4 separate regions of the Homo sapiens genome follow, and regions 1, 2 and 4 are each linked to region 3. Evidence: chromatin contacts called from ENCODE Hi-C or POLR2A ChIA-PET data. All regions are on one chromosome and are shown on one strand. The core of a region is the stretch at or near the end of the contact, and the rest is flanking DNA. Distances in the headings are between cores, read along the strand shown.

What was found. A loop is a pair of places that touch in the nucleus more often than their neighbours do. ChIA-PET counts read pairs that join two places held with the same protein, here RNA polymerase II (POLR2A). Pooled maps may share reads with other maps.
Region 1: a loop to region 3 is called in a map with no recorded cell type, with 2.2 times the contacts of the local background. The contact joins two enhancer-like sites. A Hi-C loop is called at or near these places in 1 of 37 single-sample maps with no recorded cell type and 2 of 50 pooled maps. POLR2A ChIA-PET finds 5 or more read pairs at or near these places in 2 of 52 experiments (OCI-LY7 and naive thymus-derived CD4-positive, alpha-beta T cell).
Region 2: a pooled map shows a loop between it and region 3 (7-fold over the local background). The contact joins two enhancer-like sites. A Hi-C loop is called at or near these places in 2 of 37 single-sample maps with no recorded cell type and 9 of 50 pooled maps. POLR2A ChIA-PET finds 5 or more read pairs at or near these places in 1 of 52 experiments (activated CD4-positive, alpha-beta T cell).
Region 4: a loop to region 3 is called in a pooled map, with 3 times the contacts of the local background. The contact joins the promoter of LINC02408 here to the enhancer-like site in region 3. A Hi-C loop is called at or near these places in 1 of 168 maps with a recorded cell type or tissue (naive thymus-derived CD4-positive, alpha-beta T cell), 1 of 37 single-sample maps with no recorded cell type and 9 of 50 pooled maps. POLR2A ChIA-PET finds 5 or more read pairs at or near these places in 1 of 52 experiments (K562).

Annotation. Positions count from the first base shown.
Region 1 is chr12:67,883,660-67,886,918 of GRCh38, forward strand. No RefSeq gene overlaps it. Among named protein-coding and RNA genes, the nearest start is that of LINC01479, 44 kb to the right of the region's middle. Within about 2 kb of position 1,873, at least 2 of the 41 ENCODE cell types and tissues checked have a DNase peak (open chromatin) inside an H3K27ac peak, as active enhancers do.
Region 2 is chr12:67,481,777-67,485,035 of GRCh38, forward strand. No RefSeq gene overlaps it. Among named protein-coding and RNA genes, the nearest start is that of LINC02408, 37 kb to the right of the region's middle. RefSeq lists enhancers at 2,019-2,068, 2,629-2,678, 2,899-3,078. Within about 2 kb of position 1,720, at least 10 of the 41 ENCODE cell types and tissues checked have a DNase peak (open chromatin) inside an H3K27ac peak, as active enhancers do.
Region 3 is chr12:67,697,444-67,701,066 of GRCh38, forward strand. No RefSeq gene overlaps it. Among named protein-coding and RNA genes, the nearest start is that of LINC02421, 30 kb to the right of the region's middle. Within about 2 kb of position 1,453, at least 7 of the 41 ENCODE cell types and tissues checked have a DNase peak (open chromatin) inside an H3K27ac peak, as active enhancers do.
Region 4 is chr12:67,518,061-67,521,787 of GRCh38, forward strand. LINC02408 (long intergenic non-protein coding RNA 2408) reads left to right here and starts at 2,022. Exons shown (of 3, transcript NR_103861.1): 1 at 2,022-2,132. RefSeq lists an enhancer at 1,683-2,348.

The sequences.
Region 1 (3,259 bases), core at 623-3,122, 190 kb after region 3:
GATCAAGCATTGGGTGACACAGATCTGGTTTCAAATTCTGGCTCTGCAATTTACCAACTGGGAATCCAGTACAAGTTGCTTAGACTCTTTGAGCCTCACAAGTTCCATCATTAAAAGAAGGATGATAATCCTTTGCAGGGTTGTTGTGGGAATTAAATGAGCTAATATGAAGGAAGATCCTGATTTCAAATAGGCCCTCAGTACATGGTGGCAATGACAATTCTCCTCATTCTCTCACTTTTTCTTCCTTCCAGCCTCCCTTCACTGCCTGAGACTCTTTTCAGGAAGGACATGAGCCAATGCAGTCCATGAGAGCTGGCTACGGAAGGGGACATCCTTGCTCCTTCTTACCCCTGCTTATCCTCAGCTGTAATCTGGTGACTAAATGGCTTCTCCTTCCATCAGCAAGGGGACAGTGAAACCAGGCACTGTGTTGGTCACTCTGGATAAAACCCTTAACTGATGACTCCATTGGTAAGGACAAAGCAGAGTGAAATACCTGATAATGAGGTAAATCTCTTTTGGAACCTGAAGAAAGGTGAGAAGTGAATGGGTGTTAGTAGGACGATAAGAGAAGAAAAATTCTCAAAGATGGAAGGAGGAGAAAGTAAAAAGAACCAATTGTAGGGCAGTATTTTAAACAAGTGTTTTTTTCATTTATCAATTAGAGAATCTGACTTTTTTTATTTCTTAAGCCAGTTGTTCTTAGAAAATTGCCATCTTCCACATTTCTTATTCAGATACCTCCACAAAAGGAGAAATTTGGCAGCTTTATATTCTGGGGTTTTGTGAGAAAAATTCATTTTGTCACCCAGAGTCAGCTGCTGAGAAAAAAAAATAGCAGCAGGACCTTTTCCTCTCGTTGTTATTCAAATACAACCCAGTTCTCCAGGCTGACCGAGGAATAAGTTGGAAGCAAGCAGTGAGCAGAGACTAATGCCTTAATTGGCTATTAATATATGGTCACTGCTATTCTTAGAAATAACTGGTGTTTCAATAACTACCTCAAAAATGGAGTTCAGATTTCATGGCTGTGTTCTATCACACATAAAACCAGGAAGAGTTGATGGGTAATAGGTTGGACCACGATTCATTTCTGGAAAGCTCCAGTTACATTTGCTATTGCTGTAAAAAGTCGTGCTTGGAAAGTTGCCTGGTAACCTGATTTATCTTGAATATTAATAATTCACCCATCAGGAAACTACCTTGCCTGTAACTCAGTGTCAAAATTGAACACCTCTTTGACTATGTGGTCTGCAAGGTAATGGTGGTGGGGTTGGAAGTAAATTAGTTAAATGTGGTTAGAGAATGAATCTGATAATGTGTTTATCCAACTTGGGAAGAATTTAGATGTTGTTAAAGGATATAAAGTATATAATCTTAAAGAATTGAAATGGGGATTTCTTTTTAAGTTCTACATAATTGTTACTTGATAAACTCAGATGACGTCTCACACTGAAAGTTCACTAACCACATAATTAATAGGGACATGTATTATTGATGTACTAAGACTACTTAATAGCACTTTGGTTCCATTTACAGAAGGATAAAATAGTCACCAGGCGTGAGATCAATAAATCACAAGTTTTGAGTGTTATATTTACAACCTGAGAGTCAAGTAACTCTTCATCATTGAACAGTCTCCCACTTGGAACTATGAGTGACCTGTTTCAGGTTTGTTGAGTGCCCTTGTGAAAAAATTCTAAGCTATGGAAACCATTATTTTCCCCCTGTGAAATTTCCCCATAGTACTTAGTTGGGCCTCCTTCCCTATGTGGACGCTTTGAGATGTCACAGAGGCAAGCAGTACCAAAGATCATGAAAGATTTGGTAGTTACAAACACCTTGGTTCGCATCCAGCAACTATCTCCCAAATTCAGCTGGGTCTGACATAGCAGCTGAGCTTCCTGCTCAATTTGGCCCCAACTCTGCCCAGACAGAGGACTTCTCTGTTTCCACTAGAACGAGCCAGGAACAAAAACTCCATCCATCTAAAAATGCTTGAAATAATTCTAGTGTTGGGGAAGACAAAGAGAAAATAACCGTGTGGTTTCACTGTAAGGATTTAGGTATAAGGAAGGGAAATGGTGTCAGTCAGGGATTACATCCTCATATGCCACTTGAGGAACCAAATACCTCCTAAGAAACAACCCACATCCGACCCTAAACCCTCAGATGCCAGGAATCATTAAGAGCATTCACCACAGGAGAAAATTTCTCTGTTAAACTAAAGATAAACCACTGTGCCCCAATTCCCAGATGATGGAAATCGGGCTTTAAATGATATAATGAGTCACATTTGCATTCTTTTTAGAAGATAAACAGCCAATTTATTTTTTGCCTTGAATGGCATGTCTTTTAGTAATGTGATTGAGGAGATAAAATAACCAGTGGTAACTGATTAACTATTTTAAGTCATTGTGTTCAAAACGTGTGATATATTAGTTCACTTATCCAGAAGTGATCTCAATGATTAGGAGTTGAGCCAAGGAAATAAGCAAAGCAGCTAAGTGAAGGGTAAGCAACTGAAATACTTACAAACTGAACCCTCTCTCTTATGCTCTGAACTCACAGAAAAGGGCCTTAGAGCACTCCCCAGTATCTATTTATTTTATTTAAGATACAATTCTAATAGCAAAATGGAAATAGTTGTTGCAAAGAGATAAAAAGGATGCTGTCCAAGTCAGGCAACTGAAAGTGGCAAGAAATGACAGAACTGACAATGATAAAAGAAATGGATAAATCAAAATGGCAGGAAAAAAAAATTCATGAACATTTTCTCAGTGTGGGACCATTCTGCGTAGAGTAAAATAAAAATAATTAAGCAAAACACAGATTTGGTGTTCATATTTCATAACCCTCTAATATCAGAAAATATGCGATCTGTGTTAGGAAGACAATTGATGTATCTTAGAAATAGTTCCAACATAAAAGGTTAAGTTATTTTAAATTCAGTCATCTTGAAAATAAGTGCAATGCTAACTCCTCATGTTGTTCTTCATGGATTACAAGGAAGCAGTGGAGTATCACAGTTAAAAGGATGCATATGGTTCCCAACTGCCCAGATTTCAAATCCCAGCTATGCCGTGTGTGACCTTGGACAACTCACTTAACGTCTCTGAAGCTCAATTCCTCCACTGCAAAATGGGTAGTGGTAAGGATTTAATGAGTTAATGTATATAAAGCATTGGAAGAGTACCTGGCACATAGTAAGTGTTAGATAAGCATTCTCTACAAAGATATTTGCATTTACCAAGTA
Region 2 (3,259 bases), core at 470-2,969, 220 kb before region 3:
ATATTTATACAGATTATCTCTGGACGTTGAGATTGAAGATGATTTAATATTTTTTCATGGTATGTTTTACAGTTCCCAAATTCACCATAATGACCATTAATTTCACAGTTTGAAAATATTTAATGAATAAATACAATTTTAAAAGAAGAGTAATAGTGCCTTCTGTCAAAATCACAACTTTTTCTCCTGCACTTTTAGTAGGGGCTACTCAAAGTGAGATCTATGGACCAATGGAACCTTGGAACTTGGGTGAAATACAGAATCACAACCCACTATTAAGTCAGAATTTGAATTTTATCAAGATGCCTAGATAATTCATTTATACATTAACATTTGAGAATGTTTTAGGTTATTTGCAACTGATCATGTCATAACTGTATTGAGTTTGCTAATTACTATCAAGATGTAGTATTCAGCATTCTGTACAAATGAGTTAATATAATTTTAAATATCTTTGTGGCATTGAAATAACTTCCACACAATTTCAGTAAACTGCCTCATCATTTGGATGCAAATAATTCAGAAACACTAGGGTGAAACCTGCCCTGATATTTGCCTGTGCCCTAGCCCTTGCTGCTGGCTGTTTTAACCTCTGATTCAGTGGCTGTGAAGACACCCTGCCCTGTTTCCCTCACCCCACTGCCTCCATTAACTCATCCTTGCATTAACTACCAATGTTGCTTTTGCTCACCTGCTCATCACGTGGATCTGCTCATCCACGTGGATCCACGTGGATCCTGTTCCATATAGTCAAATACACTGTCACTTCTGAGATTACTCAGAGATTTTTAAAAGCCTATTGATCACTTGGTGTTAGGTAGACAACAGTTGCTTTTCAGAGCAAAAAAATTTTCAGAGATTTATTTATTTCAATTATTGAACATTTGCCAGATAATTGATTCATAGGACAGTCCATGACCTTGAAGACCTCTTAATAAAATGGCAAGGGTGAGAGGGATGGGAGGCAGGCAACGTGTAGAAATATCACACAGTGAGCAGATGGGATATGTGCCTTTGACAAAACACAAGAAGGGAGCAATCATAGTGCCCAGGGAAAGCCAGGAAGGATTTGGGGAGAAGTGAAATTCTTCTGTCACCTTCTAACTCCTACTCAGATGAAGTTACTGCCATAGCAGATACATCTGTAGGCTGTACACATATCACTTTTGTCATCTTCCCTGGCAGACTGATAGTTCAATGATGGCACAGAGCACATCTCTCAGGCTCACAAAGGGAGTGCTTAATCTATCTATATTCGTTCAGTGAAGGGATCTGATCTGAATCTTAGAGAGAGAGTTGGACTTGGCCTTGAGGATGGGTGGATGTTCCTTGGGGCAGAGGATGTAGCCTGCACCAAGGCAAGAGGAATAGAACACCACAGTGTGCTTTAATTGGCATCAGCACACCGTCTCCAAACTGCCTATCAGTGGATCAGGGAGATATTTCCATTTTGAAAAGGCCTGTCTGCCAAACTTGGGGGCTACAGAGAATAAAACCTTTTGACCAGCTACCGGTGACAGATTTAAAGTTAAACCACCAGCCACAGGCACATATCAGAATATGGTTCCCCCTTTCAAAGGAAGGGCTGTGATTATGCAAGCCTGCCCAGGAATCCCCAGCCTGTGCTTTATTTATGGCTGGCCCCTTCAAAGCAGAGTGCAAACGTGCTCGGAATGAGCAGGCAGGCAGCACAGCTTTGCAGCCTGGGTACCTAGAGCTTCTAGAAAAGGAAGCAGAGTTGGAGGGCTGCCAAGCCAGTAAGCTGTCTGCAGCATGACCAGGAAGAGGAGAAGCTTGGCTTTTTTGTCTTCAGTGCCTCCTCATCATTTTCTCAATATCCTGTAGCATTTGAACAGGCTGCTGTTGGTTTTCGGCAGGGTGATGTGCATGGTGACATTTGTATTAGTGGCTTCCTGATGACTGCCTTTTGTTTACCAAACCATAACAAAAGGTGGAGCTACTCCAGAAAATTGAAAGTCTATGGGTACCAAGGGCAAAAACCCCATCAAATTTGGGATGCGTGTCCTTTGGCTGCTGGAAAGGGGCCTGTAACATAGCCCTTGGTCACCCACTTGCCCTGTGCTTGGGGCACTGTGCAGGTTTGGCTGGCAGAAGGGCTCTCCCTGTCAGTAAATACTGTGCTATAGGACACAGAAGCTGGAGGTGAGCAGGCCAAAGGGATGCCTGGAGGATCCTGAAATGCTGGTTTTAGAAACCTGCTTCTTAGTGAAGGTAGCCACTCCCTGGGGCTGTATCACCCTGCCCTGCAGCTCTTGAGGCATTGCCGGGCATGCACTCCATGTCACCCGAGAGAAGTTACACCTTCAGGTTCAGTAGAGGCCACTGCCCCAGAAGAAGGGTGTGGAAAGAATATTTGAGATGTGAGACTCTGAGCTGAACTCAGTATGACCTTGCATAGCCGTTTGCTTCAGTCCCAAACCAGCTTCCTTTAACCTCTAGTGAAAATGTTTCCCACATGTGTCAAGTAAGGCTTATCAGCAAAATCTGATGGGACTAAGATGTATAGGAACCAAGGTAGGGAGGAAGAACTTTCTCAATGACTCTTCACCCAGAGCAGAAACTACCTTTTCTCATTTCTCTTTAGTACACTGGAGTGGTTTGACTGTTCAAATATTTTTGGAGCTTGGCTCCAAAAATGCAGTCCCTGACCACAGGGAGCTGAATACAAAGGCTCCCTCTTAGAGAACATGTTTTATGTCCTCCTGAATGCTTTCACATATCTATAGTCCCCATGAAAAGACACAGCCCATCTTGTGAGGTGCCTGAGGTCCATGCTAGTTTCCTTTGATGCATGCAGACATGAAGGAAGCTAACAAGGGTCTTCCGTGCAAGGGACCCAGGACTCTGGACTCTGGGGCCTACTGCAGCACCATGGACACTTGTCTTCACCCCTTCATCACAGGCCTGCAATGGTACTGTCTCTGGTGGAGGAATAGACAGCCTAGTTTGGCAAATTTACTTTCTTCTACCTCTGAGACTTGTAACTCAGGCTTTTTGTGAGATCTTCAGTGCAATATCTTTCTTGGTTTAGTCTAAATATAGTTTTCAGTAGGCAGGAGAATAATGCTTAGAAAGCATACAACTTGCTGATGTCAGGGGGAGAGAGATCTATTTCTATTATATCAGGGCTCCCCAACCCCCGGGCCACAGACCTGTACTGGTCCATGGCCTGTTAGAAACCTGGCCATACAGCAGGAAGTGAGCAGCAGGTGAGCAAGCATTACTGCCTGAGTTTCCT
Region 3 (3,623 bases), core at 203-2,702:
ACTTGCCAAAACCTACTCTTTTAAATATTTTCTCAGGAGAAAAGTCATTTTAATTTTAACTTAAAAAAAAAAAAACCACAACTTTTCAGGTAAATTGCCAAACAGATGTTTAGTGCTTAGAGTCTCAGGGCAGCCTTTGTGTTGTGGTTGCAAACATACCTATCTTCTAGATCAGAGGTCAGGAAACTACATCTCTGTGTCACAAACACGACTGCCGTGTGTTTTTGTAAATAAAGTTTAGGATAACCACAGTCATTCATTGCATATTGTCCACTGTCTACTGTCTACATATATTGTGTACTGTCTCTGGGTGCCTTCCCTGCTATGGCAGAGTTGAGTAGTTGAGATAGAGACAGCATAGCCCACAAAGCTTAAGATATTTGCTCTCTAGCCCTTGACAAAGAAGTTTGCCAACTCCTAATCTAGTAGAGGCAAATTTCTGTTATAAAGTCTGTACTTATGTTTACTCATGAATGCATCCATTCTTTTAGAATAACATGGATCATAGTGTACATAATAAACTGTTCCAAAATGGCAATATGGTTTAGTGACCATATATTATTGTCACCATTTCCCTTATTATGTTAACTTCTATTAGATGAAAATGCTATTCTGTAAAACAGAATTATGAAACAGTATACACAGCACAGTGTGAGAGTCAATGGCAAGACATTGCACACAATGAAACCCAGTGAAATGTGAAGAGGCTAACCGGGAAGTCTCCGTAAGTGCATATATTTCACAGCTGTGGTGCTAAGAGACAGATTGCTTGGAATGCCATGAGTAGACAAAGCCAAACAAAAATGAGAGCATGAGGAAATTTTTCTGGTGAAAACAATTTTTCCTTACAAATTTGAAATATTTTCCCTTTTATGTTATATTCTTTTTTTCCCCTTTTGAAGTAACATGGCTTCATCCTCTGCCAAATGTATTCCTTCCCACCCCTACCCCACTTTTGGTTTCTTCAATAAATAAAAATTGATTCCTTCACCTCGTTCACATGGACAGTTTCACAAGCTTATAGTGCATGTTGAAAGAAGTGTTGGATTGATTTTTTTTCAGTAGATGAAAACAGTAAAATTGTTAAACTGCATTAAAAAATTTTCCATATAATTGAAGGTGAAGGCATCAATAAGCAAAGCACTTTTAAGGCAATACTAAGGTTCTCAGCCTTTGGACTGTATTGCTTTTCTTCTCCCCATCACGGGGAATGAGATCCATTCTTGGCTGTTTAGTATTCTGTAATGAAAGGAAAAGTCACTCCCACATTTTTTGGGGTAGAGAAGGGGTTGTTAGTCAGCAGGACTATCAAACAACAGTAGTCATTGCTGTTGCCTGGGCTTTTGAGGGGACCAAAGGAGACCAAACCGAAAGGTTCTGTAAAGTCTGTCTAAGTGAAAGATGTTGCTGTTATCATCTGATTTAGTCATCGAAACCTCCTAAGAACCTCTACAGAGGTTTGAGATGGGGAAGGAAGGAAGTGAAAGTAAAATCAAGCATTTCTGTGACTATTTAAAGCCACCCTAGCAATAAGCCTTGCATGGTAAAGAGTTGAAATTGAATGAGGCTTTCAGTTTTCTGTGGGTTTCACTGATTCACATTAGCCCAAGGGCTTTTTGTGTCTCCCCATGTAGCAGTAGTTACACCCCTGGTTGGCATGAGATAAAATCCTGCCGTGCACACAGAAACCAACTTCTTAGGCATTAGTCAGGGTCTCTCTGAAGTAGAAGTGCCTGAGCCACTTCCGTTTTTTTATTTTTAATACTCATGATGTGTTAGAAAGTGAAGAAATGCCAAGACAGACTTACAAACACTGTGGTATACTTTTTAATGTTTATGTTTAAGAAATTAGTAGTCTTAACACATGCATTTAAGTAAGTGCAATGTAATTATTTTGCTTTTCAAAAGATTTCAACATAAAGAAGCATTTCTACAGGGTATACTATAGGCAGTGGGACCCAAGTTTAAGGTTGTGTGAGGGACAACTCCCTCCAGTCAGACGAGTGAAAGTTACTGCACATATAATCTCACTTGGGGATGATGTCAAATGTCCATGTCTGCGACCCTGTCTAAACTAGGAGGCTGGGCTAAAAGGCTCCCTTGCCCTCCTTCTCCCAGCTCCCCCCACCCACTGCCACCACTGAGACCAGATCGTAAGTACACAATTATGCCTGTGTGGGGAAGTGGGGAGGAGAAACACAAGGTATGATGGAGAGGTCCATTATGTACTCTTACACAAATATTTTTCAAGTGCATACTATGTGCAGAGGTAAGAAGATAGTACCATAGTTAAACTCATACTTAGGGTTTAAATCCTGGCAGTGTTATTCCCTACTTGAGTTATAAAACTTCTCTAAGCCTTAATTTTCTCATCAGTTAGCTCATTTGTGAGGTGCTTCATTAGTTGTTATGAGGATTAAATGACTTACCCACATAAAGTTATCTGAACAGCACCACCTTGCACTGTGAGCAAGCAGTATAAAAGTTCTTGACCTCAGGGAGCTTAATTTCCATCTCCCTCACTGCATTTTGCTCTCAGCTCTCCTGTCTGCAAGCTGGTCTACCTGAAACAACTGCCTTGCAATATCAAAAGATATCTGATAAAACGGGTAAATATAGCTCCACTGATGAGGACAAAAAAAAATCAGCTGTATTAAGGAAATTCTCTTAAAAAGTCATTAATCTTCCATTCAACAAGCAACAATGTGTGTTAGACACTGTTCGGGGAATGCTGATATTGTAGTGAACAAACCAGGTGTGGTTCTGTACTCATGGGTGGGAAAGATATTGGATACATACATTGTTCTGCACAATGTAAACATTTTGTTGCAGTATGAAGTGCATACAGAAAGTGCACAAATAAGTGCACAGCTCAACTCATTTTCATGAAACGAATGCACACATATAATTAGTACCCAGTCCAATAATCGGAATCTTACCAGAACCCCAGATGCCTTCTTGTGCCTCCTTCCACTCACAGTCACTTCCAAGGGTAAATATTATACTCATTTCTGTTAGGTTGGTCCAAAAGTAATTGCGGCATTTACCATTAAAGTAATGTGCAGTTTTCCTGCACACATTACTTTAATGACAAAAACCACAATTACTTTTGCACCAACCTAATAAAAGTCAGTATAGTATTCACTGCCAGGATTCAAACTCTAAAGTAATGGCAAAAGCCGCAATTACTTTTGCACCAAAATAATACAACCACAGATTACTTTTTCCTGTTGTAAAACTTTATGAAAAAGGAATCCTGACGTACTCTTTTGTAATGGGCTTTTTTTTTTCACTCAACATTATGTTTGTGAGAGTCATCCTTTTTTTGTATGTAGCTATAGTTTATTTATTCTCATTCTTGCATATTGTTCTCCTATATTGTATGAATTTACCATGATTTTTGTATCCATTCTATTGTTGATGGACATTTGGGTTGTGTCCAGTTTGGGAATATTACAAATACTGCTTATGTTACTATTAATGCTGTTAACATTCTTGTTCATGCCATTTGTTAGATATACATATGTATTTCTGTTGGGCATATTTTTAGGAGTGGAGTTGCTGAGTATAAGGTATGGGTATGTTCAGTTTTAGTAGATACTGTCAAACAGCTTTCCAAAGTA
Region 4 (3,727 bases), core at 772-3,271, 180 kb before region 3:
TAATAATTACACTAACAGTGACCAGTTATTGCTGGGTTTCTGAAAATTGAATAATCTATGAACTCATTCTATAGAAAAAAATTTGCATGAACATCTACCGGTAAAAATTGTTTTTATCTTTACTTAAATATACAGGACCTAAAACAAGTACTTTATAACATAAAGATGTACATCTATATGTTATATATCTACATCTGTCTCTCCTTTTTTATAAGGCCTAAAAACAAATGCTTTATTACTTGCAAACCACAACATCAAAACAATTTTATATGTTAAAAATAAGACAACAGGGAGGCTGAGGTGGGTGGATCACGAGGTCAAGAGATCAAGATGATCCTGGCCAACATGGTGAAACCCCGTCTCTGCTAAAAATACAAAAATTAGCTGGGCGTGGTGGTGTGTGCCTGTAGACCCAGCTACTCGGGAGGCTGAGGCAGGAGAATCGCTTGAACCCAGGAGGTGAAGATTGCAGTGAGCCGAGATCGTGCCACTGCAGTCCAGCCTGGCAACAGCGAGACTCCTTCTCAAAAAAAAAAAAAAAAAAAAAAAGCAACAAAACCAATAAAATTCACAATTATATATTGATGAAATGTGACAAGCATTGTTTAGTGAATTTAACTGTTGCTCATTGCTATGGTGCAGATATGTTGCCTTCTTGGTGCCAGTAGGACCAGTGCTGTGAGCTCACTCAGTTCCTATACCACTTTTCTCTGTTCTAAACTCTTAGGACATTTATGTGCACAACCTGAAGGCATCCTGGGCTTTCACTTGGCATAAACACTTCCTTTATATCAACTCTGATTTCCTTCTATTTTCTCTAGCTCATGACACTTCAAGTAGTACCATCTGGTACCAATTGTAATCATAAACACAGATTATGAATTGAGTTCCCAAACTGAATCCAAATAGATCTTTCAGCTGATCCGTAATATGGCTATATTAATTTTTAAATTGATTGAAAGGTAAACAGAAATGTAATAATGTTCCACAGAGAACTTCCAAACCTAGAAGACTTATCATCACACTCCTGTCATTTTGAGAAACACTGATTTATTGAATGCCTCACTTATACCAGGTAACTGAGCTGGAGCCACTTACCCCCTGTAACAACATATCATTCCCATTTCTCAGATGAGGTAGCCGAGGTTTGTAGAGGTTATGAAATGTGATGAAGAACATGGAGCTGTCAGGTGAAGGAGCTGTGATTCGAATCCTGGTCTCTGCCATTCCAAAGCCAGTGTCCTTGGACCATGATCTCACGTGGCCTTCCACAACTTCTTACAAAGTGTTCTTCTCCCATGTGGGGTTTAGCATGTTTATACTGACTGAGACCAGAGTTAGAGATAAATGATTGGTTTTTTCCCTTTAGAGAAAGCCTAGCGTTTGTCATTTATGGTGTATTTATTTGCTTATGAAAATAACCTAATGAGGATGGACCCTTTAAGATATTTCAGTAGATCTGGCAGTAGCCCAGGTGATTGGCAGTAGCTTGCCAGCTATTAAATCATTCTGAATATATGAAGAATTGTCATTTTCTTCTCAAAAGGGCTTTGTCACGTGGTGTAATCCCTGCACACACATTGGCATAAGCAGGAGCTGTCTCTGTGCAAATCCATTCTTGGAACCAATCATATTAACTTGATATTTCATGTTTTGGCCCAATACCATAAACTGGCACAAATAACACTAACCTTGCCACGCACTAAAGATTGGAATAATAAATCAGCCAGCCTGTAATTATATTGGGAGAGCCAGCTTTATTCTTTAGTGAGCAGATTGATGTATCTGTTTAGACTGGTTGCCTTTAGGGCTCTCTGGGAACCTGGTCTGACTTTCTAGTGCCCAGGCAGGCACTGCCCCAGATCACTGCATATATAGGTGAGTTCCCGCTGTGCAGGTCTGTCAGGACCAAACTGGTTTCCAAACCTGGCTGGCTTCTCCGCAAGGTGCATAGCTGTCAAAAGTGAAACAAAGCGAAGGGCTTGGGATGCCAGAAAGACAAAAGCTCATCCATCAGGCTCAGCAGGAAAGGCAGGGGAGGCAGCGGCGGGAAGCCTTCCTTAGCTGTGTGATCCTAGATGGCTGTTAACTTAGCATTTGAGGACTGTCTCAGATAGACACAATTGGACCAGGTAATTCCTTTGTCTGAATTCATGTCATTTCTTCAGCAATGGCAGAAAGGACTTGAAGCAGCAGGTCTAAGTGGGCAAAATAAGACAAAATAAGTGGGCAAAATACTGACTGGGACCAGGGCTAGAGATAAATGATTTTTTTTTTCCTTTAGAGAAAACCTAGCATTTGTCATTTATGATGTATTTATTTGCTTATGAAAATAACCTGATGAGGATGGACCCTTTAAGATAGTACAGTGGATTTGGCAGTAGACCAGGTGGTTGACACCTGGTATGACAAAATAATGTAGCAAAAACATTTCATATAGGGGGAAATATTCCCTGTCTGTTGTCTTGCTTGCTTCCAAGACAGTATGAAGAAGATTATATGAAATATTAATGAGGAGACGGGTAAGTCGGTGAAAGAAGGGGCCTACTCCTGAATCCTGCCATTAAAATTTGCAGATTAATTCCATTGGAATTTAAAACGTATCGTTGCATTGTGGCATCAAGTGTGAAGAGGTCCCGCCTGGATATATGTTCCTTGCCTGATTCCTGAATGGCTTAATTTGGCTTTGCCTGTCTGACTCATATGCCTTCCCCACATTAAATTGGATGGTTTATTTTCTGAGATCAAGTGGGCTATTTTGGCTTCATGGCTGTATCTCTTTGCTTTTGTGGTTTTCTCTGCTGGGAATCCTCTAACTGAGTCCTCACATGCCTGGTGGCTTTTGGGTGCTCTGGTCCCAGTGTTCAAATTGCCTCTTCTCAGAGAAAGGCTTTTCCCCAACTCTCTCTGCTCCTAATCACTCTGTTGCATGTCTTTGTTTAATACTTTAATACTCTAGGATTATGTCATTTATTTCCTTGTCTATTTTCTGTCCCCACCTTCACATGTATGGGTCTTGTTTTCCACAGTATCTTCAGTGCTTAGGACAGTATCAAGTACACAGTGGGCATCCACTAAATATCTCCTCTTATGTAGTGAGCCCTCCTAGAGCACTAACCATGTTGCCAGACACCATCCTGAAAGCTTTATGAATATTAATTCATTTAATCCTTGCAACAAGCCTAGGAGGTAAGTCCTATGTTTGTCTCTATTTTATAGATGGAGAAACTGTTAAGTGACTCTAGAGTCCATTCTCTGAATGACTGCCTTAGGTTGCCTCTCTAGTATTTTTGTGGAGTAAGTGAATGAATGTCTGTCATCATCATTACCTAAGAACTCTTAGAATAATATAAGTTCTAAGTTCAATAGACATAAATATCATGATTCTAAAAATAGAAGTCTTAAATATATAAAAGATATCATGCAAGGTTAAGAGTCACTAGATTCAAGACATCACGGTCGTAAGGGGTAATGGGTATGCAGTCTCATTCTTGGTTTCTAATTCTCCAGAGCTTGTAGGCAGACAGTAGGTTAAATCCTGGGATGATACTGACCGTGAAAGGCAAATATTTTTCTTTAAGTTGCCACAGGCACTGAAAGATTAATCAAATGGCTGGAGAATGCAGGGAAACTCAACAGTGTTTAAGAAACTTGGTGGGCTTTATAACTTCAGTATTTTGAAATGTATTATTATTTGTAGACCTCTACTTCATATGTTTTGGTTTGA